5 separate regions of the Mus musculus genome follow, and all the other regions are linked to region 1. The links are chromatin loops, found by intact Hi-C in ENCODE. Cell type or tissue: heart. All regions are shown on one strand. Links, peaks and the distances in the headings refer to the core of each region. The heading gives the core; the rest is flanking DNA. Region 1 holds the start of Clec14a (C-type lectin domain family 14, member a). Region 2 holds the start of Sstr1 (somatostatin receptor 1). Region 3 has its middle 56 kb from the start of Clec14a. Region 4 has its middle 76 kb from the start of Gm30687. Region 5 overlaps Gm30687 (a long non-coding RNA gene).

Evidence for each region. A loop is a pair of places that touch in the nucleus more often than their neighbours do. Peaks named below come from ENCODE experiments on the same cell type or tissue, not always from the same donor. Only the 100,000 strongest peaks of a DNase experiment are listed, where the experiment ranks them.
Region 2: it touches region 1 in a loop (9-fold over the local background); 5 of 42 quality-filtered maps call a loop at or near these places.
Region 3: it touches region 1 in a loop (4-fold over the local background); 5 of 42 quality-filtered maps call a loop at or near these places.
Region 4: it touches region 1 in a loop (9-fold over the local background); 2 of 42 quality-filtered maps call a loop at or near these places.
Region 5: it touches region 1 in a loop (10-fold over the local background); 4 of 42 quality-filtered maps call a loop at or near these places.

What each region holds. Positions count from the first base shown.
Region 1 is chr12:58,265,259-58,271,463 of GRCm38, reverse strand. Clec14a (C-type lectin domain family 14, member a) reads left to right here and starts at 2,206. Exons shown (of 1, transcript NM_025809.5): 1 at 2,206-6,205. The coding sequence starts at 2,630. The coding sequence ends at 4,009. In heart, for the core only: a CTCF peak has its summit at 3,064; DNase peaks (open chromatin) are centred at 2,283 and 3,083; H3K4me3 peaks cover 2,157 bases; H3K27ac peaks cover 1,682 bases; H3K27me3 peaks cover 660 bases.
Region 2 is chr12:58,211,400-58,217,604 of GRCm38, reverse strand. It overlaps Sstr1 (somatostatin receptor 1), which reads right to left and starts at 5,801. Exons shown (of 2, transcript NM_009216.3): 1 at 5,724-5,801; 2 at 1,569-5,359. The coding sequence starts at 5,012. The coding sequence ends at 3,837. In heart, for the core only: a CTCF peak has its summit at 5,129; no DNase peak of the experiment used is centred there; H3K4me3 peaks cover 2,785 bases; H3K27me3 peaks cover 2,468 bases.
Region 3 is chr12:58,322,473-58,328,677 of GRCm38, reverse strand. No RefSeq gene overlaps it. Among named protein-coding and RNA genes, the nearest start is that of Clec14a, 56 kb to the right of the region's middle. In heart, for the core only: no CTCF peak of the experiment used is centred there; no DNase peak of the experiment used is centred there.
Region 4 is chr12:58,357,610-58,363,814 of GRCm38, reverse strand. No RefSeq gene overlaps it. Among named protein-coding and RNA genes, the nearest start is that of Gm30687, 76 kb to the left of the region's middle. In heart, for the core only: no CTCF peak of the experiment used is centred there; no DNase peak of the experiment used is centred there.
Region 5 is chr12:58,535,337-58,541,541 of GRCm38, reverse strand. All of the region lies in intron 1 of Gm30687 (a long non-coding RNA gene), which reads right to left. Among named protein-coding and RNA genes, the nearest start is that of Gm40427, 20 kb to the right of the region's middle. In heart, for the core only: no CTCF peak of the experiment used is centred there; a DNase peak (open chromatin) is centred at 3,001; H3K4me3 peaks cover 621 bases; H3K27ac peaks cover 977 bases.

The DNA.
Region 1 (6,205 bases), core at 802-5,801:
GCTCCGGGGTATCTGACACTCTCTTATAAACTTCACCCTTGCACCACACACAAACATATGCCCTTCTTTTCCAGAGACATACACTCTTACATATAATTAAAATTTTTCTTAATCTTTAAAAATAATAAAGAAAAGAAAAATAAGTATTATGCATTTCAGATTACTAATAGTTTAAAATTTAAAGTGCTTACCTATAAAACTATGGGATTAAAACCCATTATGTTAAATATACTTTGTGAAGATGTAACCAACAAGGTTCCCACTAATCTGCTGTCTTCCTTAGCCCAGAAACAGTTCTTCTGCCAAGTGACTTTCAAAATGTCCAAGAACTTCCACTGACTACTCAGCTTTGAAAACGCTTTTGTCAAAATACGTCACAATTCCTGGACACATGTCCAATTCACAGTCATGGGCTTGCAAAGGCATATAGAACTGATCCATGTGATTAAGTACTGTAAACATTGACTCAGTTAGATTTCTGGACTTTTCATAGTTCTTTCTTATAAGACACAAAGTTCCTCCAGCTAAATGCAAAGCCATTTTGTATGTCCCAGATATTAGAAAGAATTGAGGAATGTCATTTAAGTTGGGAAACACAAAGGGTAGAAGAAAAATCCTTGTGCAACTCCTCAGTCCGAAAGAGCAGGCTAGTTTGATGACAATTTTTCATGTTTACTGTCTCCTTTTGGGATACAAGGAATTCCCGGATGTGATAGTAATAACAAAAACAGGAGGGAACATACACAGGTTATCTTGACATCCTCTTCTTGCCTCTTGTTAACGAAAACAGTTCAATTCAGCGCAGCAAAGCAAGTGAAAACGTGCATAGGAACACATTAGAGATAGCAACTTCCATTCTGGTTTCGAACACTTACAAGCAGGTTGCCTCTTTAAGAGGGCTAAATGTAGTCTGTTTCTAAGCACATGACATTTGCCATTGTGAATCAAGACAGACAAGTGACACATGTCATTATAAGTGTATAACATTCTCTAAATTGCTACAAACATAAAAGAACATTCATAATTGAATGAAAATAATAAAAAAGAAATGATAAGACATGACCTTCTTCCTAGGTATGGTGGAGGAGGTTTACTGTAGAAATAGCTAGGCCCATGTGGGGAGATGGGGAGGGGAGAGGAGAGGGAAGAGAGGGAACCAGGTGCAGCAGCCAAGAGTCCAAAGGTACAAAGAGAGTGGGTAACCAGATCAGAAGGACAGCCCAGGTCTCTGTGATGGAGAGTTCAGGAAATGGGATGGGGTATGCCAGCCAGGAGGGCTCTGTAACAGATAGGGACCAAGGGATGCCAAGAGAACCTGGTAGCCAGTGTCCTCTTTGATATGGTAAATAGGCAACTCAGTCATTTGTCCCAGATTGAAACCTAACAATAATGCTGATTTTAACCTTTTTTTCCCCCCAAACCTTTCTTTCTTTAATTCTCCCACACTTCCCAATGAGCAAGTGTGCACATTAAAACAAAACAGCCATTGGAACCTGGAGTAGCTGATTCAATCATTTTTCAAATTACAGAGTATTATTTTCCGGTGTCGAATGTGCATTATGATTGAATAAATAGTTTGATTTTCAAAATAAAAATTTTTGAGCTTTTATTTGTGTCCTTTTACACTTTTCTTCTATAAATGTTGGCAGATAATCACAGGAGCTGTGATTTTCCATAGTTCAAGGATAAAAATCACATACAGATGTGATTTTATAAGACCGTGAACTCATTCGCATATGACCTAATATCCTCAAGAGGGTTTGAGCACATGTACTGGTGAGGAAACCACCATAATCAGGACCTGTGGCTATTGTTTGTCACCTCGATGTAAATATTTGCCCCAACCAGCCAACACCGGTATTTAAAAAATAAACAAATAGAAGTACAAATTAAACTTTAAGGCAAGTGCCAAACAGAGGAGCTATTTTTCCATTGAAAATGCCCCCAAGGAATTCTAGGCCCCTTGACTGGCAATTTGCACGTCTGGGTTTCCTTTGGCACAGTAAAGAAAGAGAGCTGCCCCTAGAGATCAGTGGTTTTACTAGTGAGGCCTCCAGCTTAGAAAGAAGTAGGAACATTCCTCACAAGATCCCTCCCCCAGCACCATGCTCAGGAAACCTCCTGGAAGCCTGGAACAGTCTACAAATTATACTGACGCCAGCTCCACAGTCCCGGACATAAACACAATAGGCGGGTGTGGGCTTATGGTTCCTGCCCACGATCATCACTGCATTCTGAGATCCAAAGTCCAGATAAGTGTGAGCAAGAAAAGAGCCTCACTTGATCCCGGTGGCAAACTTCTTTTCTCCTGCTTATCTAAGCGGGGCATTGGACCCCCTTGGCCCAGCGTTGAGGCGCCAGCTGTGTTCCTGACCCCTGAATAAATCAGGGCCAAAAAGAGCCTGGCAGGGCTCTGGGACACATTTCCTGTCACGGCCTAGGGAAAGCAGTTGGCCAAGGGAGTGTTGTGGCGGAGTTTTCAGCTGTTGGAGGATGAGGGCTCAAGAGAGGCGAGGGGAGGGCACACATAGTGGTAGAAAGGGCTGTAGAGGGCGGTGACTTTAGAGAAAGCTCCGTGCCCTCCAGCAAACCAGAGGACTTGGGAGCAGCTGCATGTTGAGTCTCCAGGATGAGGCCAGCGCTTGCCCTGTGCCTCCTCTGTCCTGCGTTCTGGCCTCGGCCAGGGAATGGGGAGCATCCCACGGCCGATCGCGCAGCTTGTTCGGCCTCGGGGGCTTGCTACAGCCTTCACCACGCTACCTTCAAGAGAAGGGCGGCGGAGGAGGCCTGCAGCCTAAGGGGCGGGACTCTCAGCACCGTGCACTCAGGCTCGGAGTTTCAAGCTGTGCTCCTGCTCTTGCGTGCAGGTCCCGGGCCTGGCGGAGGCTCCAAAGATCTTCTGTTCTGGGTGGCTCTGGAACGCAGCATCTCACAGTGCACTCAGGAGAAAGAGCCTTTAAGGGGTTTCTCCTGGTTGCACCCGGACTCAGAAGACTCAGAGGACAGCCCACTACCGTGGGTGGAAGAGCCACAACGTTCCTGTACAGTGAGAAAGTGCGCTGCGCTCCAGGCCACCAGGGGAGTGGAGCCTGCTGGTTGGAAGGAGATGCGCTGTCATCTGCGCACCGATGGCTACCTATGCAAGTACCAGTTTGAGGTTCTGTGCCCTGCACCTCGCCCAGGAGCCGCCTCTAATTTGAGTTTCCAAGCTCCCTTCCGGCTGAGCAGCTCCGCGCTGGACTTCAGCCCTCCTGGGACAGAGGTGAGTGCGATGTGTCCTGGGGACCTTTCTGTTTCGTCCACCTGCATCCAGGAAGAGACAAGCGCACACTGGGACGGGCTTTTCCCTGGGACAGTGCTCTGCCCCTGTTCCGGGAGGTACCTCCTTGCTGGCAAGTGTGTGGAGCTCCCTGACTGTCTAGATCACTTGGGAGACTTCACCTGCGAATGTGCAGTGGGCTTTGAGCTGGGGAAGGACGGACGTTCTTGTGAGACCAAAGTTGAAGAACAGCTAACCCTCGAGGGGACCAAGTTGCCCACCAGGAATGTAACAGCCACTCCAGCAGGTGCTGTGACAAACAGAACATGGCCAGGTCAGGTCTATGACAAGCCAGGAGAGATGCCACAGGTCACTGAGATTCTTCAGTGGGGAACACAGAGTACTTTACCTACTATTCAAAAGACCCCACAAACCAAGCCAAAAGTCACTGGCACACCATCAGGAAGCGTGGTCCTGAACTACACATCTTCGCCCCCTGTTTCTCTGACTTTCGACACCTCTTCCACGGTGGTCTTCATACTTGTGAGCATAGCAGTTATCGTTTTGGTCGTCTTGACCATTACAGTGCTGGGGCTTTTCAAACTCTGCTTCCACAAAAGCCGTTCCTCCAGGACAGGGAAGGGAGCTTTGGACTCACCAGGTGTGGAATGTGATGCCGAGGCTACCTCTTTGCACCACAGTTCTACACAATGCACTGACATTGGAGTGAAGAGTGGGACTGTGGCCTGAAGGACTGAGCTTAGGTTCTTCACTGGCTGGGTGCGCTCTTGGATCGGGACACTTAGGGAAACACCTCAATGCTCACATCTTGCCTAGACTTTTTCAGTCCCAACAATTGGGGAAAGAAGAAAATTTTCAGTGATTACTGTGGAAGTCCTCCTTCCCATACATTTTATTTTGTGCTAAATCTGAAAGAGACACTTGTTCCCTGAAAGGGGAAGAGGTGGAAGCTGTGGGCTGGTATTGGAAGACAGGGTAAAAAATGGCAAGAGACATTTTCCTATTCTCTGGGGGAATTTGAAGAAATGCTTGAATATTTCCAGTACTGGGAACAAATAAATAACACTATAATTTTTTGAACATTTCTTTTCATCCAAAATGGGAAGGGAATATCTATATTATTCAGGCTAGGAATATATTAGCTTGAAATTTTGAGGCAAATAATAAAACATTGTTGAAAACCTAGGCTAACATATGTTTGACTTATACAAAGGGTGTTATTTAGGAATACACCATTCTGAGGATAGCAACTGGCTATGAGTTTACTGGTAAGACACACAAGGGTACACTCTGAGCTTTGGGGGAAAAGTCTTTATACACCAGCTCCTTCAGAACTAGTGAAGTTTCCCTTTATTCTTTTATCCTTTGCTTTCAAAGTCACTGTGACTGTGCTCTGCCATAAATCGGAAGTGCAATGTTGCCAGTTTCTGACTCCAGAAGCAAATTACAGTTGACCACCAATCCAAGTGTTTACTGTGTGTCCTTGCCCAAGGAAACAAATGATTTGTGTCTTCCTTTTCCAGGGTTTGTGTTCTCCAGTGTAATGACCTTCCTATTCAAGCCACCTTGTAGGCATCAAGATGCTGATCCTCACTTCCAATTACAATGATGTTAATTCTCAATTAAAACGTTAATGCTACGTATTGATTTGAAATCTTCTGGGTGCACTAAAGCCAAAGGAAGCTTTGCTTCTTCCAAGGTTGCTAGATTCTTGTGTCCTATTTAATCCATGTGGGTGGGGGCTGGGGACACTTGAATGTCAAGCCATTTCTGTTTCTTCTCAATAGATTGTGAATACAATGACAATGTGTGTGCATCAGGGGGTTGTTACAACTGAGCAAGAGTCTTTGCAGGCAAAACTAGGGGAAATTGCTTTCCACAGAATTAATAGTGTAAAAAGGAAATAACAAATAAAAATATAACACCTTGCTATGACTTGAGATGTTAGCATATAATAAGAAATATCACACATTCAGGTGGTAAATAATTAAGGAATAATAATAAAAAACAATCTGGTTGAAGCCAAAGACCTTGGAGAATATTTCAGGTAGATTAGAGTGCTGCGATTTTTGTAAGTGTTGTAAAGTTGTGTGAAGAGAAACAGAGAAATAAACTCACTCTTGGGAGAAAATGAAACTAGAAAATAAACTTGAGTTATATTTTTCTAGAATCATTTTTATACTCTTGATTGTACTAAGAGTTGATTTAAAGTTAGCAAATATCCTATAATAAAATAACCTAGAAAATTAAGAGAGTTCAATATATGAATCTGTGTTCTAAATATAAATCTATGTGTTTAATATTGTTTCACTGAAGAAACAAATTGAGAGCTTGCTTCATATGAATGTGGTTTTAAATAGTTACAGTTAAATAAAATCACAAATGAATTCAAATTAGCTGTTAAGATTCTTCAATTTAAACCAGAAGCTAACAATTACATGGGTAAATGGCTCCCACCAAGTTCCTCATCTGGTCAGCTACATATTCCAGTTTTACTTGTTCTTAGCATTGTAGTCATCTTCTCCACTGTATGTTCTCTCAGTTGTAGAGACAACTATTCTAGCACAATATGTCCTGTTTGACTTTATAATTTGAAATATAGCCTCATCTATAAGTGGAATGAGCACACACACACATACACATACACTCAAATGCACATATTTATGTACATGCATAGCTAAGTACATGTGTATGTGTGTATACGTATATACATAAACATTTTGTTTTAGAGAAGGATGCCCTTATATTAGTCTTTCAGTAAATGAGAGTGTGCATAGTTATCACATAACATGTAACAGATGACAGTGTGGTTCTGGGGCCCGAAATGCCCTATGTGAAGAAAAAAATCATGGTGACCCAATTACTTGAATATTGTCCCCTACTATAGATCAGAGGAGAATTAAGGAACCTTATTTGTTTATATCT
Region 2 (6,205 bases), core at 428-5,427, 53 kb after region 1:
TATTGAGAATATGAAATGTTTAGTAAGTAAGGTTGACAGAAACGAAGATAAATACAAAAGATCTGAGACAGCCTTTGGCAGAGGGAGACAAGAACAGACCAAGGTGATCCTGGAGGACATCAAGGACCCTAGGTCCCCTCTAGTCACTAACCCAGGAGCTTCCATGGCAGGGTGACAGACTCTGCACAGTCTGTGGCATCCATCAGACTGGTTATCAGGTGTGAGCTCCATGAGAACATCAGGGGCAGCATCCCCCAGGAACCTGAAATCCTGCTCCAGATGAGATGTAGGCTCCTGGCTCTAGAGCTGCAGATGTCACCAACCTGCAGCCAGGAAGTATTCACATGAACAAAGGTAAAAGACCTGGAGGGCTACTTTCCCAAGGACTCACCCAGTTATATTTACCACTAGGATATGTAGTGCATCCCTACAGAGTTTAGCTCCATTTTAGCAAAAATAAGAGAGAAAGGAGGTTCTAGCTGTGGAACTTTACAAACTTAAAGAAAGCAACTTTAAAAAATAGCTATTTAAATTATTACCTCAACTGTTTCTTTTCTCCCAGTTTGAAAACTAGTTTGAACGGTTTTTGGAATGACGTTTAGAGTAGTTAAAACCAAATTAACAAATTATGTGTAAGGGAAGGGCGGCATTAAGAAGACAATATTACAAATCTAAGTTGTAAGCTTTGCATTTGCTACCTTGTTATGACTTTGAGAAATAATGACAATGTAAAAGTGCCCCCATCCGTAGTCATTGTGAGGTGACACATATAAATAACTATATGAAACTGGCATTACAGGGCATTGGACGACTTCACCCACTATCACAGTAGGATTGCTGCTCTCCGATGCTTGAGGAATACTGCTTTCATTCATTTTGCTGTGAAAATAAAGCTGCTATAAATCACAGACCCTGCTTTAAAAAAAAAATCCTCAAAAAGCCTTGTTACAGCCTCCAGCATGGAAATGGCCCAATCTGAGCAAGGCATAAAATGTGTTCTTCTCAAAGCCTGGCTCTTCTATTTCTTTTCTCCTCTACTCTTTCAACACTTTTAAGGGATGCTTCTCCCTCCCGTTGTTATGTCTCTAATGTAAAGCAGCAGTTACTTAGCTCTACAGCAAAATCTGAGGTCATAAATGAGGTCAGGCAGTAATTTAATCTGTGAAAAACAGAAGCATTGTCTGGTTAGTGCAGTGACAACAGAGTGTAGCCCAGGCCACTGCTTCCTGTTCAGACTCATTCAAGGGCTGCTACTGCTTCCTTCTTTTGTTCCTCCTCCTCCTCTCCCTTCTCCTCCTCCTCAGCCTCCTCTTTACCCTCCTTCACTCCTTGTCTAGTACACACAGACACATACACACACACGCACACACACACACACACACACACACAGGACACACACAATAAGATTCACATTTAAAAGAAATCAATTCAAAGGATAAAGCAATCTTGTAAATTTTCAAAGTTAATTTGAAATGTTCCTAAGAGCTAAGGGTGTCTGTCAATCATACCTATGCATTCAAATAACTCCTTCGAAACAGTAAGACTCAAATGGAAGCCACACAACTTGCAACAGTGTAACACATCTGTTTATTCAGTTACGATTACAGGTTAAGAACACTACATTTTTATCCTGTTGAGATGATAATGATGGAGATTTCAGTTTATAAAGTTCACTCTTCTTAACAATTAAAAAATCTACTTAACAGAAAAGTATATATATACTATTCTTAGGAAAAGATCTAAACTTTTTCACTTATGATCAAAAGCATATTTGTTCATTTATTTAAACAAAACATATGAGACAGTTCAACTCTGAGTTACTGTTTTTAGAAATCTTGAAGCAAATATACAGAAAACATATTTTTCAATAGTGCATCCAAGCATTGTATGTCAGGTCAGTGTGAACTTGCGAACCCCAGGTTCATTGTTCCACTGATATGCACTGGCTTCCTTAAACAACCAAGCAAGATATCCTTTCAGTGACCCCTATATACAAAGCAGCATACTCAATTGGACAGCAAATGTGAAGGTGAGAAAAGCTGGGTCCTCGCCCTGCTCAGGGATCCACAGTAGTCAGGAAATGCAGAATTGTTTCACTTCCATTCCTCGACAGAGGTGACTGCCCTTACTGGGTATAAGTAAGCGTCACCTTTGTCACCGGGGACAGAAAAAGGCAGCAATGTCTTCAGCAGTGACTGGAGTCTCTGACATTTCTCAGTTTGAATACTACAGCTCAGGTCACACTTGTCACTTTGTGGGTGTCCTTAAAACTGTTTCATGGACTAGTGACAGTATGTCAAGATTAACAAATCTATCCTTATACATGTGTGTACATATACCTATATAGGATGTACATGTGACTTGTGCATAGCAGCACACATACACACACACATCACAGATGGTGAGGCGTGTTCTATGTTTCCTGGGATGCCAGGCTTTCAGGCCTTTCACTCCGCACCGACAAAAGTTAACCCACATTGCCATTCATTTATTTTAACGAGACAAAAACCTACAGTTAAAAAAAATTATTTTAAAATCTCCAAACTTCACTGGGCACAAGCAAAACCAAGAAGGATTGAGAAAAGGCTAAGAGAGGGAAACTTCTGAGGGGCTCTTGGGGCCAGGAGAGAACTTTTCTTCGCTCCCAGCTCCCTCCCACACCGCCACGCCCCCAGGATTCCCAAGAGCAGCCCTGTTAGGCAAATACAGAAAAAGAAAGTGGAAGTACACTTTTTTTTTTTCAACACCACAAATAAATAAATAAATATGTCGAACAAGAAATAACTTATTAGGCACCGTTTGAAAGGCAGAAAACTTTAGGGATCAGACAAGCTGAAGCAGCCCACCCAGCTTTGGCAGAGGCTCGGCGATTTGTCACTGGAGCGTGAGCTGGACTCCGAACTTGTACTGGTGCAGGCAACCCAATCTTTTGTTATGCTAGGGAGGACTCCAAGAGGAAGTGCTTTGCAATTCAGGTTCACCCACCTGGGTGCCTAAGCTATTCACCAGCGGGGAGCTCCCCTAGCTGGGACTTTTGAGCTTAGTGCTCAGGTCCTGAGCTCTGTGGGAGAGTGGTTTCTATGGTATCTACACCCACAACCCAGGAATCTTACAAACTTGCCCTTCTGCTCCCTCTTAGCTCCTTTTTTTTTTTTTTTTTGCTCCAAAGAAGCATATGTGTGGTACTATACCAAGACTGGAGATCAGGGCACAGAACTTTTTCTTAAGCGCCTAGCTCTGCTCGGGATGGAGTGGAGCAGAGGAAGGGCCCAAGGGAAAATGTGCCTTCCTTCTCTGAGAGTAGAAAAGACAAGTTGCCTAGACATCCTCGAGCTGGGCTTCCTTGACAGTAAGGCTCTGCGAAAGGAGAGCGGTGATTAGGGACTGTCTTGTAGCCACTCTGAAAAGAGTCTGGCCCGCTGACCTGCGCAGCGGAACAGGGTTCAGCGCAGGGGCGGGGGGGGGGGGGGGGGGACGGACTCAGCCCAAAGGAAACACATGATGGTAACCTTGGCTCAGCTTAAAGAAGCAGAAATGAGTTGGCGACATTAAGTTTGCAGTTTGTACTAGTAGAACTGGGAGGGAGGATGCAAATTATCGGGTTTGGAGAACAGAGTTGCTCAGACTACCAGATGCCCCGAAAGCAGTCACAGTTAATCCATAAATCTCTCCCTTTTACCTTAGTCACACAGCTTTCTTTGGTCCAGCTAACCAGGCGCGCTGCATCGCTGTCATGCACTATGACTTCAGCACCTGGTGTCGGGTTACCATTCCCTCCCACCCGCTTCCCAGCTCCATCTTTCTGACCACTCCCCCCCTCCCGGCAGTGCCCGGCCTCAAAGCGTGCTGATCCTGGAAGCGCAGGTGCCATTACGGAAAACGCCTCCAGACTCCAGATTCTCGGGCTGGAAGTCCTCCACGCTGTAGGCTCGACTCTTCAGGGCAGTGGCATAGTAGTCGACTGGTTCCTCCGCAGCGTTATCCATCCAGCTGAGGCACAGGATGCGCTGGAAAGAGCGCTTGAAGTTGTCCGACAGGAAGCCGTAGAGGATGGGGTTGGCACAGCTGTTGGCATAGCCCAGGATGACAGACAACTGGCTCACGGTGGCGTCGTCTTGCTCGGCGAACACGTTGACCAGCTGTACCACGTAGAAAGGCATCCAGCAGATGACAAAAACCATCACCACCATCATCACCATTAGAGTGATCTTGCGCTCTGAGCGCTTGCGCTGCTGCCAGCCAGCCTTGAGGGCCACCATGCGCATCTTGGCAATGATGAGCACATAACACAGGCAAATGGCCCCGACAGGCAGCAGGAAGCCCATGAGAAATGTGTATAAGACGAAGCCCACCAACCAGCGCTGGGCGGGCTCGGGCATGAGCATGTTGCAGGCTACCGTGCCATCGCTGTTGGCTGCGGTGCGTGAGAAGACCACGATGGGCAAGATAACCAGTAATGACAGGACCCACACGCCCAGGTTCACTACTTTGGCCACAGTGGGCCGACGGTAGCGCGCTGCCTTGATCGGGTGCACCACAGCCACATAGCGGTCCACACTAAGCACAGTCAGACAGTAGATGCTGGTGAACATGTTGACCGCATCCACGCTGAGCACCAGGCGGCAAAGTAGCGCGCCGAAGGGCCAGTGGCGCAACAGCGTGGAAGTGACCAGAAAGGGCACGCTGAGCATGAGCAGCTCATCAGCAATAGCCAGGTTTAGAATGTAGATGTTGGTAGCGGTCTTCATCTTGGCGTAGCGCAGGATCACATAGATGACCATAGAGTTCCCACACAGTCCCACCAAGCATACCACGGAGTAGATGAAAGAGATGAGAATGGCGCTACCCTGTCCCTCGCTTAAGGTCCCATTCTGGGAAGCGTTTCGTCCAGGCTCTTCCATGCCGTCCGCAGCGCCGGACCCCGGACCCCTGCTGCAGGCTCCTTCCCCGCAGCTGCCTGGGCTGGGGCTTGGAGAAGAGGAGGGAGAGGAGGCGGTGCCATTGGGGAACATCCCAGCTGAAGTGGGCCGGTGCGGCTGCCGGCTGGGGCGCTCACCTTGCGCCCTTGCTGTCTGCGCCCTCCCTAGGCTCAAGGCTCCAAGCTCACAGCTCACCGCCGCCTGGCGCCACCCGGCAGAGCGCAGCAGCTGTGGCGAGCGCGGCTCCGACTGAGGCCGCCGGGAGCATCACCCAGCGGCAGCTTGCTTGAGCGCTGTCTCTCTTGCAGCTCCGGGGGTCCTGGGCACACTGGAGAGTGGAGAGGAGAGGCCAAGAGGCTAGAGCCCAGCGCGGCACATCCATTAAGTGGAAAGGCTCTGGACTGATGAATGATTAATAAGCGGCACCATCGCGTCAGCAGCTACGAAAAAGCAGGCGGGGGGGGGCACATAGGTGGTTTATTCCCCCACCGTCATCGCTCCCCCCCATTTCTAGTCCCCTCTAAGCTCAACTCAAAGATTGCTTCAGATTTCTCTCACAGCATCTTCAGGCATTCCTAGGACAGACCTGAGGAGTTTCTCTACATTTCAAATGGGTAGGTGCCAGTCAAGAATGTAGATTCTGCCCCTTTCCACCCGACTCCTACTCTAAGTAAAGACTGAAGCAAACCCCAGACATTTATGTCTGGAGTTCTTCATTTCTTTCTGCTGCTGCTCTCTTCTGGTGATGGGGGCGACTCCACCTGTCCCTAAGCCACTCTCCAGGACAGGACCCTGAACACCTACCTCCTTTCCTGCTTGCCAGTTCTTTAAACCTGTACCTGGAGATTTCAGGCCTTCAGATCCCCAAGTCAATGATGTCTCCAGATGGCCCTTGCAAAGTGCTTGTAAGGTCTGGCGGCGCTCTGACGTTCTTTGCAAGGTCCAACTGCCTTTGGGGCTGGCCGCTGCACAAGTGCCCACGCAAACACTAAGCGGTGGAAACTAGACCTAAGCCAATAGCGGTATGAGCACGAAGGACCACAGTGGTGTGTTAAGGGATGCTGAGTTACAACATCCGTAGCCCTCCACTCTGCAGCAGGGAGTGTTCAGGGGAACTGAGTGAACCATTGCGACTCTCTAACAAAGCATGTAGTTCTCTGAGCCCCATCCACCTCCCCTAGGAATATCAACAGCAGAAATCAGGATGAGGGGCAGAGAGCTCAGGATGAGGCTGGCACTGCCCCAGGAACCTGCCTGGCGCCGTATTGGAAATCCATGTAGGTGTT
Region 3 (6,205 bases), core at 568-5,567, 57 kb before region 1:
TTCAGTTCCCAGGCTATCAATAATCAGAATGGTCCTTTGTATTATTTAAGTAATCTATTTTTATGTCTTTCTTTTTTTGTGTGTGAGAAATAGCTATTTCTAGTGGGGTGGTATTTAAATAGAGATTTATGTGATAAGAGAGAGTATAGAAACCATCACAGGGTAACACCCAGCCAGGGTAAGAGGAGCTCACTCAAAAGCCCTGGATGGAGAATGAGTTTGCATTCTAAGGAAAAGCAAAGATAGTGTGTCTGGGACATGGAAAAGTATGAATAAGCTTGTGGAGAGAGAAAAGTCTGCTTACAGGGATCTTGGTTAGAATCAGGCCATAATAGTATGAGGGTGACCTCAACAAAGTTTCAGTTGGAATGACATAATCTATTGTAATAGGTCTGAATTTGGTTGTTATACAAAGAAAGCATGGGGGAGGGGGGGAGCCAGGAATAGAAAACAAAAGACCATTAGGCAGGCACTATAATGCTCTAGGTAACTAATAGCACTGATCTGTAATTAAAAGGAATTGATAACAATAGAGAGAAGGAAGAGGGCTGGATTCAGGATATCTTTAGAAGGCAGCCACTTAGATTTAATATGAGAAACAAAGGAAAAAGAATCATTGTTTGTTTTCTCAATTATATACACACTTATAAAAATTGGTCTTTATTTTTGTATTGAAATAAAACTTACATTCAGTGAACATGTATAAATGCTCACCTTGAACCACGTTGTTTATATTTTATGGAAACTAAGTACTGAGAAAATTCCCTAGTCTTTCCAGTCAGCACTGTCAACATGCCTTCTCCTACCCTTCCAACACAATTCATTTTTTATGTTATAGACAGGTTCACTTTTTCAGAACAAAGTTTTATCTAATTTGTTCTTCTCTTTGGTAATTTAGTCATGCTCCATTGCAACATATTGCCCAAAATTCTTAACTTGCAATACAAACCTGTGCATTGATTCATGACAGTCACTTTCTACTACCTTTTTCTTAGTCATAGTTAGAATATTTCTCCAGCTTTCTTCATTTCCATTTATTGTAGCATTAGATATTAGATTTTGTAACATCTAATCTAAAACACTTTTATTTCCTGCTTCTGTACATTTTAAAGGCTGCAGTTGATCCATTATTATATGATGCAGACATCTATGTTACTGTCCATTTTCTAGTCTTCTTTTTAAATTTTAAACATAATTTCTTTTTTTTGGTATTTATTTCATTTACATTTCCAATGCTGTCCCAAAAGTACCCCACACACTCCTCCACCCACTCACCCACCCACCCACCCACTCCCACTTCCTGGCCCTGTCATTCCCCTGTACTGAGGGATATAAAGTTTGCATGACCAATGGTTCTCTCTTTCCACTGATGGCCGACTAGGCCATCTTCTGATTCATATGCAGCTAGAGGCAGGAGCTCCGAGGGGGTACTGGTTAGTTCATATTGTTGTTCCACCTATAGGATTGCAGATCCCTTTAGCTCCTTGGGTACTTTCTCTAGCTCCTCCATTGGGGACCCTGTGATCCATCCAATAGCTGACTGTGAGCATCCACTTCTGTGTTCTCGTCTTGTGTATTGCTACTAAAGGAAACATCATTCATGCATTGCTTCAGTGTCTCCCCTCAAATTTATATGTTGAAATGTCATCCCTAATATGGTGGCTTTAGTAATTAAGGAATTTGGGAAGTCATTTTGTTACTACTAAGAATTAGATTAGTGTCCTTATAGGGTTATAATGAGACACTCTTCTCCCATCCTGATGTGGGGCTCTGGCAAAAAGGTAGGTACTACCAAACAATGAATCTTTTTGTATTTTGATCTTAAACTTCCTTTCCTGAGGGAAATAAATTTAGCATTATTAGTTTATTGAATTTTTAAATATAAGCTGAACAAACTAAGCAATTTTAAAATTGCATGCTTTGTTCTCTGAAACATGTAACATTCCTGTCGTTTTATTGCCTCTCCTAACATGACTATTACAGATTGCTTGTGTTAGCTATCACACATGCATAGTACTAGTTTTGTCTTCAATAAATATTGTTTGATTATTTTATGATGAAATAATTAGTATCTATATTTGGACCAGAGATGTATCCCAGTGGTAGATCATCACTTTACCATGTTTATATACCTTGTATTTGGTTCTCTATCTCTGCAAAATTAATGCACCAGTAGTTACTGCATTTGATATCGATATTCCATCTCACCATTTATACTGCATATTCTCCATAGCAAGACTAACTCTCACATTTATTAACTGTCGTTCATACAATCTAGTAAAGTGATCTAAAGAAAGTAATATCCTAAAAAGTCAGCATCTCCCATCTTTTATAACTATTCACTTCTTTCCTATCCCATTGACTTCTTAATGCTCGGGCAGGCGCTTTACTAATGCATGTATTGATTTATCAGATGTGCTCACATTTCACTTGTTAGTTGTGAACAATGTGTTTGAGATGTCTGAGAGAACCCAGCAAATTGAAAACTGAAGGTTTATATAAGAAATTTTCAACTCTTAAAATTAACAAAAGATTCTAATAAACAGCTATGTGATAGAGAAATCTACATAATACAGAACAGTATGATGATGGTTAGCATAGAACTTATGAGAAGGTTGGTGACACTAGATCTTAGGCATTTGTAGTTCCTTAGTCAGGTACACAGACAGAAAGACACATACATACACACTTACTGACATAGACATATACACACACATTCACATAGACATACACACACACACTCACTCACACACATAGACAAATATACAGATGCACATACATACACACATGTACCCCTACATACATACACACACACAGATAGAGGATCAAAAAGTGGTGATCTTTTAAGATAATAGTATTAATTGTTTGATTCTAGCAACCATTTCTCAATGTGTTTTTGTATAAATGAAAAATGTTGTTCCTACCTTAAATAGAAACAACCTATATTTGTCAATTATACTTCAATAATATTGTAAAAGTAATTTTTCTTAAAAGACAATAATTTCAGTTAATAAAGAATTTTTCATAGAAAACTATTATCAAAAAAATAAAGTGTGTTAAAGTAACATTTACACATATTTTTTAGAGTGGGTTTTTATAAATTATTTTCTTTATTTACATTTCAAAAGTTACCTCCTTCCTGTTATCCCCTCCCCAAGTTCTTTATCCTCTCCCCCATCTCTGAAAGGGTGCTCCCCTACCTGCCCACCTACCCTCACCTCACCCCCACCAGCATCCTTCTTCCCTGGAGTATCAAGTTTCCACAGGATGAAGCATATCTTCTCACACTGAGGCCAGACAAAGCCATCCTCTACTACACATGTACCCAGGGCCACCGACCAGCCCATGTATGCTCCTTGGGGAGCTCCTAGGGGTTTGGGTTAGTTGACAAGGTTGTTCTTCCTATGGGGTTGCAATCCCCCTCAGCTCCTTCAGTCCTGCCCCTAACTCTTCCATAGGGCTCCCTGACTTCAGTCCATTGGTTGGCTGTACCTATCTGTGTCTGTCTTAATCAGCTGCTATTAGAGCCTCTCAGAGGACAGCCATACCAGACTCTTGTCTGTGAGCACAATATGGCATAATAGTGTCAGGATTTGGAGTGCATGCATGGGATGGATCTCAAATTGGATTGGTCACAGGGTGGCCTTTCTTTCAGTCTCAGCTCCATTTTTGTCCCTGCATTTTCTTTAGACAGGAATAATTCTAGGTCAAAATTTTTGAAGACTGGTGAGTGGCCCCTTCCCTCAACTGAAGGTCATGTCTATCTACAGGAGGTGGTTTCTACAGGTTTTATCTCTCCACTGTTGGGCATTTCGGCAAATGTCACTCCCAACGCGTCCTGGTAGTCTCTCACATCTCAGGTCTCTGTGACTTTCTAGAGGTTCTCCCTGCCCCCAGCCCTCACTGCTACATATTTTGATACATTCTCCTGGGCCTCTGGGTTTTTCTCCTGTCTTTCCCATACCTGAACCTTCCCTCTTCCCCCCTCCCCCCTTTCCTCTCCCATCCAGAGTCCTCTCTCCCTCTGTCTCTCATGATTATTTTGTTCCCCCTTTCAAGTGGGTTTAAAGTATCTATACTTGGGCCTTCCTTCTTGTTACGCTTCCCATGGTCTTTGAATACATGCATTAACTGTGTGTAAGATAATTCTATTAAGTTTAGAAAAGAGATCAATATCAATTTTATCATCAAGTTCTCTTGGCCCTATTCACTTACTGGTAGAGGCTAGACAATATGTCACAGTAAAGTAAGTTTATAGCAACTTGAAATAATCTTAACAAGTCTTTAAATATTCTTCTAAGAATAAGTACAATGCCACGATGTTAATAACAACCGAAAATAAATTTAGATTTTTGGGTAACTTTTTTTCTTAAGGGAACATAGTCCTTGAATGTGGGGAAATTGCTTAACCCTCTGGGAGTAGAAACTTTGCACAATTCCATGTGAGTTCTGAGATGTTTTATAAACGGATAATATAAACAGGAAGGCAAAGAGCTTGGCCAACAATTAAGGAAGGACTGAGCAGGACCTTTAAAACATGTTTCCTTTCTAGCTTGTCTATCACTTGTCCCTGTGTTTCCTTTCCACCAGACTGGGCAGATAAGAAATGACTTGTTTAGTATTTTAGAGTCAATAGCTGACATTCCTGGGCTTATTCTCTGGACTACTTGCAGTTTAATAAAAATATTTTTTGCTTCCAATAGTTAATACGGTGCCTTTTTGACCTAATCAATTCATGTCTTATCTTTAGGCATGCATTAACCCACAAGTGATCATGGTACACACTGACTAGACCATGAGAATGTTTGTCTAATGGAATGTTAGCAGCAGTGATGTACATGGTGTCTCAGCAGAAGCTTGAAGAGCCATCGAAAGCCATTTCTTTCTCTCTTTGGAGTCACGGTCCAACAGGCAGGAAGCATTCCTTTCCTTCTGCATCCCTAGAGAGGAGGCAGCAGATCACGAACAGAGGACTGACACTGCCACCAATGCCACATGCCATTGAGATTGTGGAACTGCTTCTCTCAATTAATTTACTGTCACTGTATATTGTCCAGGTACTCAAGTAGAAGAATATGTGCCTCCCATATAAAGAAGAAAGAGATTAAATTTCACTTTAACGCACAATTGTTTGTTCTTTTTACATCTACTAGAGTATTGACTGTTAGGGACACAGGGAAATGCTTACTCCTGTTCATCGGGACAAGCACTTTTCATTTCTCTCTCTCTCTCTCTCTCTCTCTCTCTCTCTCTCTCTCTCTCTCTCTCTCTCTCTCTCCCCCTTCCTTCCTTCCTTCTCTCCTTCCCTCCCTCCTTCCCTCCCTTCTTTATCTCTCTCTGTCTCTGTCTCTGTCTCTCTCTCTCCACCCTCTCTTTATATTAGATATTTTCTTTATTTACATTTCAAATGTTATCCCCTTTCCTCATTTACCCTTTGAAAACACCCACACAGTCCCACTCCCTGGCCCTGGCATTCCCCTATACTGGGCATAGAACCTTCACAGGACCAAGAACCTCTCCTCCCATTGATGGCCAACTAGACTATCCTTTGCTACATATACAGCTAGAGCCATGAGTCCCATGATGTGTTTTCTTTGGTTGGTGGTTTACTCCCAGGGAGCTCTAGGGCTACTGGTTAGTTCATATTGTTGTTCCTCCTATGGAGCTTCAAACCCCTTCAGCTACTTGGGTACTTTCTCTAGCTCCTCCATTGGAGATCCTGTGCTCAGTCCAATGCATGGCTGTGAGCATCCACTTCTGTATTTGTCAGGAACTAGCAGAGCCTCTCAGGAGACAGCTATATCAGGCTCCTCTCAGCAAGCTCTCTTGGGCATCTACAATAGTGTCTGGGTTTGGTGGTTGTATATGGGATGGATCCTCAGGTGGGGCAGTCACTGGATGGTCATTCCTTCAGTCTCTGCTCTACACTTTGTCTCTGTAACTCCTTCCATGGATATTTTGATCCCCTTTCTAAGAAGGAGCAAAGTATCCACACTTTGGTCTTCCTTCTTTTTGAGTTTCATATGTTTTGGAAATTGTTATCTTTGGTATTCCAAGCTTCTGGACTAATCTCCACATATCAGCGAGTGCATATCATGTGTGTTATTTTGTGATTGGATTACCTCACTCAGGAAGATAACCTCCAGATCCATCCATTTGCCTAAAAAATCTCATAAACTCATTGTTTTTAATAACTGTGTAGTAC
Region 4 (6,205 bases), core at 599-5,598, 93 kb before region 1:
TGTGATTTTGCTTCTGTCAAATGAAGTTGCTCTGGAAAAGGTAAGAAAAATGGATTCCTAACACAGAAAGCCAATGGTTATTTTCATTTGTCATTCAGTGACTCCTCTGTGGATTTTAATAATTTCTTCCTGGAAATTTTCAGTAATTTTTATTTTCATACACCATTACCTCTTTATTTTCCTTCTGTTTCTGATTTCTTCTTTATGGTGTTTTATCCCATCTCTGGGATTTTCTTTTCTTCATCCATTAAATTTTTTTTTTAGCAGCCCAATCCATGTCCCTCCTCCCAGTGACCACTTGCAAAGTCCCTCCCATATCCCCTCTGCCCTTCTCAGAGAGGGCAAGGCCCTCTGGGTTTTCCCCAACCATGCCTCACCAAGTCTCTGCAGGGATTTCACAGATAGGCAACAGCTTTAGGGACAGTCACCACTCCAGTTGTTGGGGAATGTACTGGCTAGTTTTGTGTCAACTTGATAGAGGCTGGAGTTATCACAGAGAAAGGAGCTTCAGTTGGGGAAATACCTCCACGAGATCAAGCTGTAAGGTATTTTCTCAATTAGTGATCAAGGTGGGAGGTCCCCTTGTGGGTGGTGCCATCTCTGGGCTCTTAGTCTTGGTTCTATAAGAGAGCAGGCTGAGCAAGCCAGGAGAAGCAAGCCAGTAAGGAACATCCCTCTATGGCCTCTGCATCAGCTCCTGCTTTCTGACCTGCTTGAGTTCCAGTCCTGACTTCCTTGGTGATGAACAGCAGTATGGAAGTGTAAGCAGAATAAGTCCTTACCTCCCCAACTTGCTTCTTGGTCATGTTTGGGCAGGAATAGAAACCCTGAATAAGACAGGGACCCACATAGAAACTTAACTGCATGTCTGCTACATATGTGCCTGGGACCTCAGTTCAGTCTCTATGTGCTCTTTGGTTGGTGGCTCAGTCTCTAAGAGATCCAGGGTTCTAAGGTTAGTTAACTCTGTTGGTCTTCCTATGGAGTTCCTATCCCATTCAAGGCCTTGAATGTTTCCCTCAACTCTTCCATAAGAGTCCCTACTTCCTTCCAATGTTTGGCTGTGTGTATCTGCATCTGTTTCAGTCAGGTGCTGTGTAGAGGTTCTCAGAGGATAGGCTCTTGTCTACGAGCACAACATAGTATCAGTAACAGTATCAGGGATTGGTGCCTGCCAATGAGATGAATCCCAATTTGGGCCAGTTCCTGGTTGGCCATTTTTTCAGTCTGCTCCAATTTTGTTCCTGAATTTCTTTTAGATAGGACAAATTTTGGGTTGAAAGTTTTGTAGGTGGGTTGGTGTTTATATTCCACCACTGGGGGGGGGGCTTACTGGCTACAGGAGGTGGCCTCTTTAGGTTCCACATCCTCACTGCTATGAGGCTCAGCTAAGGTCACCAGAATTGACTCCTAGGAGCCTCCCCCATTCAAGGTCTCTGGACCATCCCAGACAGTCACCTCCCCTCCCCTTTTGGGTCTAAATTACCTCACTCAGGATGATATTTTGTAGTTTCATGCATTTGTCTGAAAAATTCATGATGTCCTTGTTTTAATAGCTGAATAGTTTTCCATTGTATAAATGAACCACATTTTCCATATTCACTTTAGTTGAGGAACATCTGGGTTGTTTCCAGCTTCTGGTTATTATGATAAAGTTGTTATGAATATAGTGGAGCATGTGTCCTTGTGGTATGGTGGAACATCATTTAGGTATATGTCCAGGAGTGGTACAGCTGGGTCTTCAGGTAAAACTATTTTCAAATTTCTGACAAATCATCAAATTTATTATTGGTTGTACAAACTTGTAATCTCACTGGCAATGAAGGAGTGTTCCCTGTTCTCTGAATCCTTGCCAGCATGTGCTTTCGCTTGAGTTTTTATCTTAGCCATTATGATGGTGTAAGCTGTAATCTTAGGGGTGTTTTGATTTTCATTTCCCTGATTACTATGGCCTGACTTTGAACATTTCTTTAAGCACTTCTCAGCCATTTGAAGTCCAGAGCAAGTCACATCCTTTGTTATGCTTCCTCATGAAGAGTACACTTTTTCTTGTACTTACCCTGTTTTTGATGGAATAATGTGTTAATTTTTTTTACCTTTTCTATTTCCAAGACCTGTATACACTTAATATAATAGATTTCTGACTAATTGGTGGAGTTAATGAATCCATGTGTTAGCTTCAACTTTTGTCAAATTCTAATCTAGAATCTAAGTCTTTCTTGGGTTATCCTCAATCATATATATACTACATTTTTGGAGATCAAAACTCTCTTCCTTTCCTGCTAGCAAAAGACTACCATGATTCCCTTAAATATCCATGGTTGTTAGTGTTACACTCCATTTGACTTTGCTAGGTGTTTTCAACATTGACTAGCCATTATTCTGGGTGTGTCTGTGATGATGTTAAATGAGACTAACATATCATTCAGTAGACTAAATAAAATAGTGTGTGATCCTCATTCAGCATGTTAAAGGCTCAAATAAAGACAGGAGAGAATTTTCTCTCTACCTGGTTTTCTTTAAGATGGAACATCTTTGGATCTGAGTCTTGGCTTGTATTTGAACTAAGACTTTGAGTTTAAGTTAATATTCTTCTATATATGTCTGTCTTGGAACTTCCTAGCCAGCAAAAATCTTGTGAATCAATTCCTTGCAATCCCTGAGCGATACCACTACAAACCGACATGTTAAACGGGATGGGGAAACCTCAGGAGACTTAACACTAGACAACAACTACAGAGGACTAAGAGTCGAAGAAGTAGTGTTCCACAGGAAGAGGACACCAATTAGTTATCCAATAACATTCCAGAAATCATATCCATAAAAGTCACATCATGTGGCTGACCAGGCTGCATTCATTTATTTAGAAATTATGCATCAACAATTAAAGAAGAAGAAATGATCAGTTTGAGAGCAAACAGAGAGGGTGGGAGCACATGAGATGACTGGAGGGAGAAAGAGTAAGGGTAAAGTGATGTAAGTGTATTATAATTTCAAAAATGAAAATTAGTAAAATTTTGTTTATAATCCCAAGCAATACCCCCTACTCCTTCCCTACATACTTCCTTGGATCTAATGGTTCTGTTAGCTCTGGAGGACTTTAATAGCCACCCAAACCATCTCTAGCCTCATGCTTCCTTGCGCATTAGATCATAATTTATCTCTAAAACCTGATGTGCTTCTTCATTTCTGAAATGTCTTCTTAGCACCCTGATTTTTTTCTTCCACATCATGAATAATATTGGCACTCAAAAGTGTAAAAAATATTGTTAAGTCAGAGAGGAAGTCCAAGACTGAATAGAATAATCTAAGAAAACACCTGGCCGTTTTAAATGTGTTGCACGTTTCCTGGCCAAGATCAGTCACATCCTAGAGAGTGGGAGCACATACAAGTCACAGCTCCAAGAGGGACTGTTAAGGAAATCTCAAAACTGGTGATAAAGTCACAGAATCAAAATTTAGAGGCGACGTTCTTTAGGATAAGACTTCCACATGTTTCTACACAGGAGAGTCTGCCTTCCAGTTTGTAACTTTTTTGCTACTGGAAAAACATAAGAAACAATGCCCTTGGCTATGAAAAGAAAGGGAAATAAAAGAAATAATATTATTTTATTAACAAAATAGTAGAGACTGTGCATTAGAGCTTTGGCTTATTGATCATTTTTGAGGGGGAATTTAACCCTGGGTGGTGGTGATACCCACTCTTCAAGTTGAACAAAGGCCACCAGCACCACCAGGACTCACATATAATGTTTGGTCACACAGAATCAGGATAAAATTTGTGGTTTATTATGATGGCATATCTTTAAATAATAATTGACTTCCTGATATATTAAAAATATAATCTTTACGATAAAGCAATTGCCTGGTAGAGGCAGACATTACATGTGCCAGAATGCTAAGATCTATATATCAGTGTGTGTGTGTGTGTGTGTGTGTGTGTGTGTGTGTGTGTGTGTGTATGTGTGTATGTGTGTGCAGAGTGTAAATGAAATGTGTTTGGTTTTCCGTTACCTGTCAGGAATCTCAGTGTTTAGTCTACACTGAAAAGTGTTTGTTAGTTAGAGATCCAAATAAATCTTTGTCTGTCAGTCAGGTCAGGTGAGAGCAAGCAAAGGCTATGAGTAATAGTGGATATAGTTACAAGGTTACATGGGGGAAAGAGCACTTATAAATATGATAAAACAAGTGTAAGTTAGGAAGGAGGTTGGCAGTGTATTTCTTTAGTCTGCTAGGGAGGGCTGTCTTATCAATTAGTGTAAGAGAAAGGAATTGCTCACACTCTTTGAAAAGTGCTAAAAATCCTACAAATCTGCCTCCATCATCAATAACAAATAAATACAAATTACAGTAGAAATAAGATGCTGAGTGGAGAAGAGATGGCTCTGTAATTTAAAGGACTTGCTGCCATTTCAGAAGACCCTAGTTTGGTGGGTTAATTCACTTTGCATGCCCCGAACCATGTAGCACTCCAAAGGATCTGAACCTTTACACACATGCAACTTATTCACACAGTCATGCACATATACATCTGAATAAAAATAACAATGACAAATTTAAAGCACAGATGTCGGTTTGTAGATGTGCAAAAATAGGAGTCTCTTATAAAACTTGTATGATTTGCAGTAGAGAATTTTCTTTGATAAGGAGTGACAGCTTATTCTCTGTGGGTATAAAGATAACATTTAAAATATAGGGAATTTTTCTGTGTAGCAAAATGGTGGTAGTAGATTATTTTCTAAGGCCCTCACTACCCTCAGGAAGCTGGCTAGGTTTTCAATAACAGGCATAAATTTCCTCCTGCTGAGTAGACCTTAGTCTAATTGGTTCAACCACCAATATGTGAGTACCACTAATTATACTTTAATACATATTTTGTTTTATATTTATATTGCATATATAATATTTTAAATATCATATACATGTTGTTATGTATATTTCTGCAAGTACATTTGTGACAATATTAATTAAAGAAGGCTAACATCTTGAGAGTGGGGTTATAGGAGGGATACAGGAAAGTGAGGGAGAAGTAGTTAATTCTGTTCTAATTAAAACCATATTATGAAAAGTATATGATTTTGTGACATTAAATGATTATAAATTTTAAGGATCTACTGTAGCCCAGATACTATTGAATTCATGACTTCTTCATATTCCATATACACACATTAATTTATTGAACAAATACTTACCAGATACTTACCAAATAATTACCACAAAATTTCAAACACCCTAGATACAAGAAACAAAACAACAAAATACATAGAAAAGCTTCACTTTCTAGCAAGAAAATAAGACAAGGCCAGGCTCTCCTCACAGAAGCATCTTCTTAAAGATTGTAAAGAATGAAGGAGAAGTATTATGGTTTGAATCTTAAATGTGCCCACAGACTCACTTTGATGTTTTGTCCCCATATTTTAGTGCTACATTCAGTGCCGTGGACCATTTAATGGATACAGAAAAATGTAGTTCATTTACACAATGGAATACTATTCAGCTAATAAAAATGAAGACATCATGAATTTTGCAGGGAAATGGATGGAACTAGAAAATATCATCCTGAGTGAGGTAACCCAGACCAAAATGACATGCATGGTTTGTATTTACTGATGTTTATACACATGATACACCCTCACAGATCCAAAGAAGTTAAACAAGAAGGAAGACCCAAGTTAGCTTGCTTCAATCTGACTTAGAGTGGGGGAATAAAATAGTCAAAGGAGGTAAATGGAGGGAGGGAACTGTGTGGGAGAGGGAAGGGGAAGGGGAAGAAGGGGAAGAAGGGGAAGAAGGGGAAGGGGAATGGGCATATCAAGATCAGAAGTGGAGAAGTACAGGAGAGAGGGTCAGAGGGCCAGGAGACTGAATGGAAATATGTATCTACCAGAGGTGGAGGAGTGTGGGACTCTCTAGGAAGTGCCAGAGACCTGGGATAGGGGAGGCTTCCAGGACACACTGCAGGTCATTTTAGCCAAGAAGCTTAACAGTGGGAATATGGAACCTAAAGAGGCCACCTCCTGTAGCCAGGCAGGTTTCCCAGAGGAGGGATAAGGACACCAACCCACCCACAAATTTTCATCCCAATATTTGTTCTGTCTAAAAGAAATGCAGAGACTGAGGGAAATGGCCAACCAGTAACCGACACAACTTGAGACCCACTGCATGGGCAAGCACCAATCCCCTGACATTATTAATGATACTCTGT
Region 5 (6,205 bases), core at 609-5,608, 270 kb before region 1:
GAAGGAGAAGACAAAGAGGAAGAAGAAGAGGAAGACAAAGAGGAAGAAGAGGAAGAAGATGAAGAGGAAGAAGAAGAAGGAAGAAGAAGAAGAAAGGAGAAGAAGACAAAGAGGGAGAAGAAGAGGAAGACAAAGAGGAAGAAGAGGAAGAAGATGAAGAGGAAGATGAAGAGGAAGAAGAAGAAGAAGAAGAAGAAGAAGAAGAAGAAGAAGAAGAAGAAGAAGAAGGGGGAAGGGGGAAGAAGGGGAAAGAGGGAACAGGGAAGAGGGGGGAAGGGGGAAGAAGGTGGAAGGGGGATGGAAGGGGGAAGAAGGGGGAAACGGGAAGGGGGAAGGGAGGAAGGGGGGAGGGGGGTAGGGGGAAAGGGACAGGAGAAAAGAAGAAGAAGAAGAAGAAGAAGAAGAAGAAGAAGAAGAAGAAGAAGAAGAAGAAGAAGAAGAAGAAGTAGTAGAGCTGGACATTTCCATCAATCATCCATTACTGCCATTCCATCTTTTTTCTGGTACGTAGGTCAAACATTAACTAGTCTTTTCTCACTGCTCTAAGTTTAGCTTTAAGAACACCACAGCATAGTCTTTTGTGGGAGAACCTTTATACTTTTCTGTTTGGCTTTGATTTTGGGTTTATGGAATCAGGCAAAACTAGGGTTTGAGCCTCTGTTTTACTATGTTCATTGCATGAAGTTCACCAGTCTAGCAAATTCTTTAAAATTTAGTTTCCTTACAAATTAATTTATATGTGAAAATATTTATATAATTTCAGAGATAGTAGCATGAAAAGTCCTTAGAATAATAAGTACTTGACACAAAAACTAGGAGAGGAATGATATTTAGTTTTCATTTTTCTTTTTGACAGGGTTTCAATAATACTGACCTCAAAGTTGCTGCAATCCTGCCTCAGGCTCCTGAGGGCTGGGGTTAAAACATGTGCTGCTCAGCTTGGTTTCCTTATTTTCAGTTTTGCTATCCTGCCCATCTTCTGGACCATCTTATATTCTTTTAATGAAGTCGATACTGATTTCTTATCACTTATCTCTGTTGAAAGCTCACAAATTATATGTTAAATGTGTACCTAAGTCACAGTTTACTCTTCTATAGTGGTTCTTGCTACTTTGTGGGTTCCTCTTTTTCCCACTCTTTTGTAGCAGGATTTTCCCTGTCCAATTAATTTAAACATTAGTGCAGCCGGAAGCCTGTGATTGGACAGGGAAAGGGAGGCAGAACTAAGAGTTTTGGAGACAGGGGGTGACACAGGAGAAGGGAGAAGGAAACAAGATGGAGGATGAACAGGATGATTCAGATTCAGTGTGGCTTTAAATAGATAGATATATATCATATAGGTAGATATAATATCATATAGGGATGGAACAATTAGGGTAACTTGCCTAATCTAGGTGGGCAGCTTGTATCATTATCAATTGGTCCTGAATTTATTGTGTGAGCATCTGTATATTAAGACTTTATTGATATATAAATCTGACTGATTAATTATAAGCTTCTAGAGTTTTGTTTTACTGGGTTACTAGAATGTGGGACCTCTGACCATAGGGGATTTATGGCTGAGAAGGTACGGGCGGCACTGAGACAAGTGACCTAGAGCTGGGAAGACCACTGCTGGGGCTAGACTAGAGACAGAGGTGGTGAGACTGCCACTGGGAGTAGCACAGGAACTGGCTGTGCTTTTTAATATTTCCCACAACAACCAACCTCCCTAAATAATCAACAACTACCCACCAACTTCTCAGGGTCCTAGAATTTATATACCCTCTGAAAAGTTCCCAGAATTCTAAATGTTACACAACTGCCGAATCCATCTACAGCTGACAAACCCATGTCTCTGCCAAAGCACGAGGCAAATCATAGTCAGCTGCTGCAGACAGTCTGAAGCAGCCTCATATCCCTGCATGTGGGATTAAAATGAAAGTGCATTATTTTAATATTTCTGTGGGTTTCTTTTTTTTTAAAGAAACTAACATTCCAGAATTTTCTTTACACTGGACTGCCTGTTAGGTGAGGCGCTTTGAAGTGAGGTAAGTGAGTTTTAGAACTGTTTGTCCAAAGGACTAGCACAGATGAATTGTACTTCCCTGACCCTGTGGTGCCCAGCACAAGAACTGGGGCCACCTCTGCCACACAGCAGCAGGCAGGTTTTTTGAGGTCTAACAGCAAGGAACAGCAGCACTAGGAAGATGAAAGTGTCTTTAGAGGAAACTTAGGTTGCCTTGAGAGAACACTGGCATTTTATTACAGGTTATACACTTTGAGAAATGACATAGCATGGCCTCTTATTCCTGAATATATACTGGTAAGTGGAAGTTTCCACTCAAAATTCATTTTCAGTTTGGAATAGAATAAGTAAGTATTACACTTATGAAAATTCAGTATCCATGTGCAACTGAAGAGGGATCCCTGAGGTAGAGTCTGGACAGTCCTGGGCACAGACACTGCGGCCACAGATTGTGTCTGGTCCATTGACTGGAGAGGCCACAGGCAGCCTGCCACAGAAGATCACACTCTGGTTTCCCATATATGCCTCTTTATTTTACTCCTTGAGGCACTGGAAAAACAGTTGTTCTTGGTCTCCAGAGCACTTTGCTGTAGAAAATTTCTAACAATTTGAAATAAAACAAAACAAAAACCCAAAATGAATATGGTAAACTCATCATGCTCTAACTTCAATAAAAAAGGAGTGGTTTCTGTTTTGTTTATTTAAAATGTAATTTCCTGAGATGATAGCAGCATCAGGTAAGAAGTGGCTTTCTTTAATTTGTTGACCAGATGAAATATGTAGTTTCTTACACAGAACCTTAAAAGCCTTCATTCAGAGACCCTCATGTTACAGGACTGGTAAGGCCGAGAGTTCAGGTGTAGACTGGAGGAACTTGGCAGTGCTTGCCTGGATTTCTCTGTGGACCAGACTTCCTGGCAGCTGAAGTTAAGTTCCTCCTAAAAAAAACTTCCTTTGACACTATGCAGTGTGACTGCTTTGATTGGCAGACACACTAGCTTTCTCTTCCTTAAAAATAAGCCATCTTGGCAAAGGAGACTTAAAATTAGTTATTATTTGATGAGTCAGCAATAAAACCAGGAAGTGGAATGTACTCAACGGAAGCACGTTCTAATAGCAGCAGGGCTGAGAGACTACGGAACACAATGCAAGCCTTAACTCATGGAGGAGGTTTCCCGTGCCTGCAGCTGATAAATTGCTTTTGAGGCTGGATAAGATACTGGTCCCAGAAGACTGACAGGTCTGCTTGTACTTTCAGAGAGCTGCAATGTGGTGTGCAGATAGTGTTTAAGTGAGAGTTCTGAGAGCATCCTAGTGTGGGATTTTACAGCTACTGTGGCCTCAGCCATTGGAGAATAGTCGTCTGATTACTTACCCTATAACCACTTTCATTATGGATTAATATCAGCCTTAAAAACAAAAATCGAGTGTGGTAAAATTGTCTGAAAAGGAATTCTCTGCCTCTCGTTCTCCATTTCCTCACCTTCTGGCTGTGAATATCAGCCTCGGCTCTAAGCATGCTAACCCTGAGCAGAGTGTGCCTGTCTGGGAAGTGTGCTCTTTGCTTTAGTGCCTTGATGATTAAGCCCCGAGGGCCAACAGAAAGAATGGAAACAGACAACCTCAGGAAAGAGGAGGTTGCGGGGGGGGGGGGGGGGGGGGACGGGGGGGGGACGACCCTCCAGAATGCACCAGAGACCTGGGAGGTGAGAGACTCGCAGGGATCAACTGGTGGGACCTTAGATGAAATGCCTGAGAGCAGGGAGAGGGAACTTAGAGAGCCCACCTCCAGCAGGAAGACAGGACATCAGGTGAGGGATGGGGTGCCATCCCACAGTCACACATCTGACCCATAATTGTTTCTGTCTAAAATAATTAAAGGGATGGAAATGGAGAGGAGCCTGAGAAGAAAAAGGTCCAGCGATAGGCTCAAAGTGGGATCCAGCTCAAGGGGAGGTCCCAAGGCCTGAGGTTATGGAATACTTACAAAAAGGGACCTATCATGAGTTCCCTCTGAAAGACCCAACAAGCAGCTGAGAGAGTCACATGCAGATATTTGCACCCAACCAATGGACAGAAGCAGCTGAACTCTGTTGTTGAATGGGGGAAGGCAGAAAGAAGCTGAGGAGAAGGGTGATCCTGTAGGATGACCAGCAGCCTCAATTAATCTGGATCCCCGAGATCTCTCAGATACTGGACCACCAAACAGACAGCATACACCAGCTGATATGAGGCCCCCAACACATACAGTAGAGGACTGCCGAGTCTGTGTCCAATCAGAGATGATACTCTTAACCCTCAAGAGACTGGAGGCCCCAGGGAGTTTAGAGGTCAGGTGGGGTGGGGGCTGGGGGCATCCACGTGGAGACAGGAGTGGTGGGGAGGAGGTGTGGGATGTGGAGCTGTCGGAGGGTGGATTGGGGGAGCAGGGGATGGAATATGGAGTGTAAAATATAAATTAATTAAAAAAAAGAATTTTACATTTAACACACAGAAAGCCTTTTAAAAAAATAGCTTAGATTCCGGAACTGAATTCCACAATGAATCTTTTTTTTGCTGATTTTCGTCTTTGGAAGTGGGAACTTATAGTTACTTTCCTCCTAGTAACTGAGAATGAGAAAAAAAGAGATGGAGGGAAGACTTCAAATAGGCTCAACAGAAGACTTCAGACTTCTTCATCCTGAGGGTGTGTGTGTGTGTGTGTGTGTGTGTGTGTGTGTGTGCTCTACCATCCCATCACCTCACCATAAAGCCAGGCCGTCTTCAAGGCTTCGGATGAAAGGCCCCTTAGGCTTGTCTGTGATTAACGTTGATTAGCTAGAAGTCACTGAGAATTTTGAATCCAAGATCACTAGTGAATCAGATTCAATTTGCATAAACTATGAGGCACTTCATTAAGGCTAATCATTTCCCTCTGTCTTCTGGTAATAAATCATCCTTCTATAGGGCTCATTTAGGCTGAGAGGGAACATTCTGCCATCGCCTTTTGTCAGCTCTGTCAACATCCTTTCCATTGTGCCCGCTGACCTCATTTGCTATGGTTGTACTTCTAGGATGCTCCATCCTGGGGCTGCATCCGTGAAAAGGTTTCCTAGACACTGAAGCTATGATTCATTAGCAGTCCTGTGCCAATAACCAGCACTTGTAAAATAATGAAGGCTATGTCTCTTGAAAGTTGAGTGGAGCAAACTATGCTTGTGTAGGCTGCTGAGACTCAGGGCCTAATAGTTCTGAGCCAACTGATAAATAATTTCGTTCGTCCATCTTAAGAATGAATCTGTTGTCACCCAGGAAGCATGTGCAGGTGTAGGATTGAGGAGAGCTCTTGGGGGACATTCTTTCCTTACAATTGTGTTAGTGTTCATCTTCTACTTGAAGAAAGCTAGAATCCTCTGAGAGAGAGAGAGAGGCCTCTGTGCTGCCTGTTGGGGGTTATCTTGATTGTGTTAATTGAAGTGGAAAGACTTGGTCACTCTGGTAGAAATGGTCTCTAGGGTCCTGATCTATGAAAAGGAGAAAGTGGCTGGGTGTGAGTATCCCAGCTGTCTTGACTTCCCCACTCTGATAGACTTTATTTTGAATGGGAGCAAGAAGCAATTTTTATCCTTAAGCTGCCTTTCCTGTGATAGCGACAGGAAAATTAACTAAGACAGCAGTCGTTTGCAAGAATGACGCACTGATTCTTTGTTTCCTGTCCCGTGTTAGCTGTTCCTTGTGCTCAGAATATGTTGTCCATTTTCCCTATGGTCTCTTGTGTGTGACAGGTGAAACATTACTTACCCTGCACTGTAATAGTTTACTCACTTCTCTCCTTCATGACTTTGAAACAGGGATTCTATGCATACCACCTAGTATTTAGTAGGGTATATATATATACTGAATAAACTGTAGACTATGCTAGGGTAAGTGTAGGAATCTTGAAGTTCAAGACACCTCAAGACCAAGTTCTTACCACAAAGGAGATTTATTTGCCCCAGAGGGATGGATAGCAGGAAAAAATAATATAAACACAGGAAATAGACAAAGAGTGATAAGGGGAAGGGAACAAGGGAGAGGGAAAAAAAGGGAGGGAAGGGAGAGGAAGCAGGGGTATTTGCCCCAGGGAACAAAGAACTATCTCTGGATAGAGAGAAGACAGACATGGCACATAGGCCAATAGCAGTCTATAAAGGTAAATTCAGAAACTATGTGTAAGGA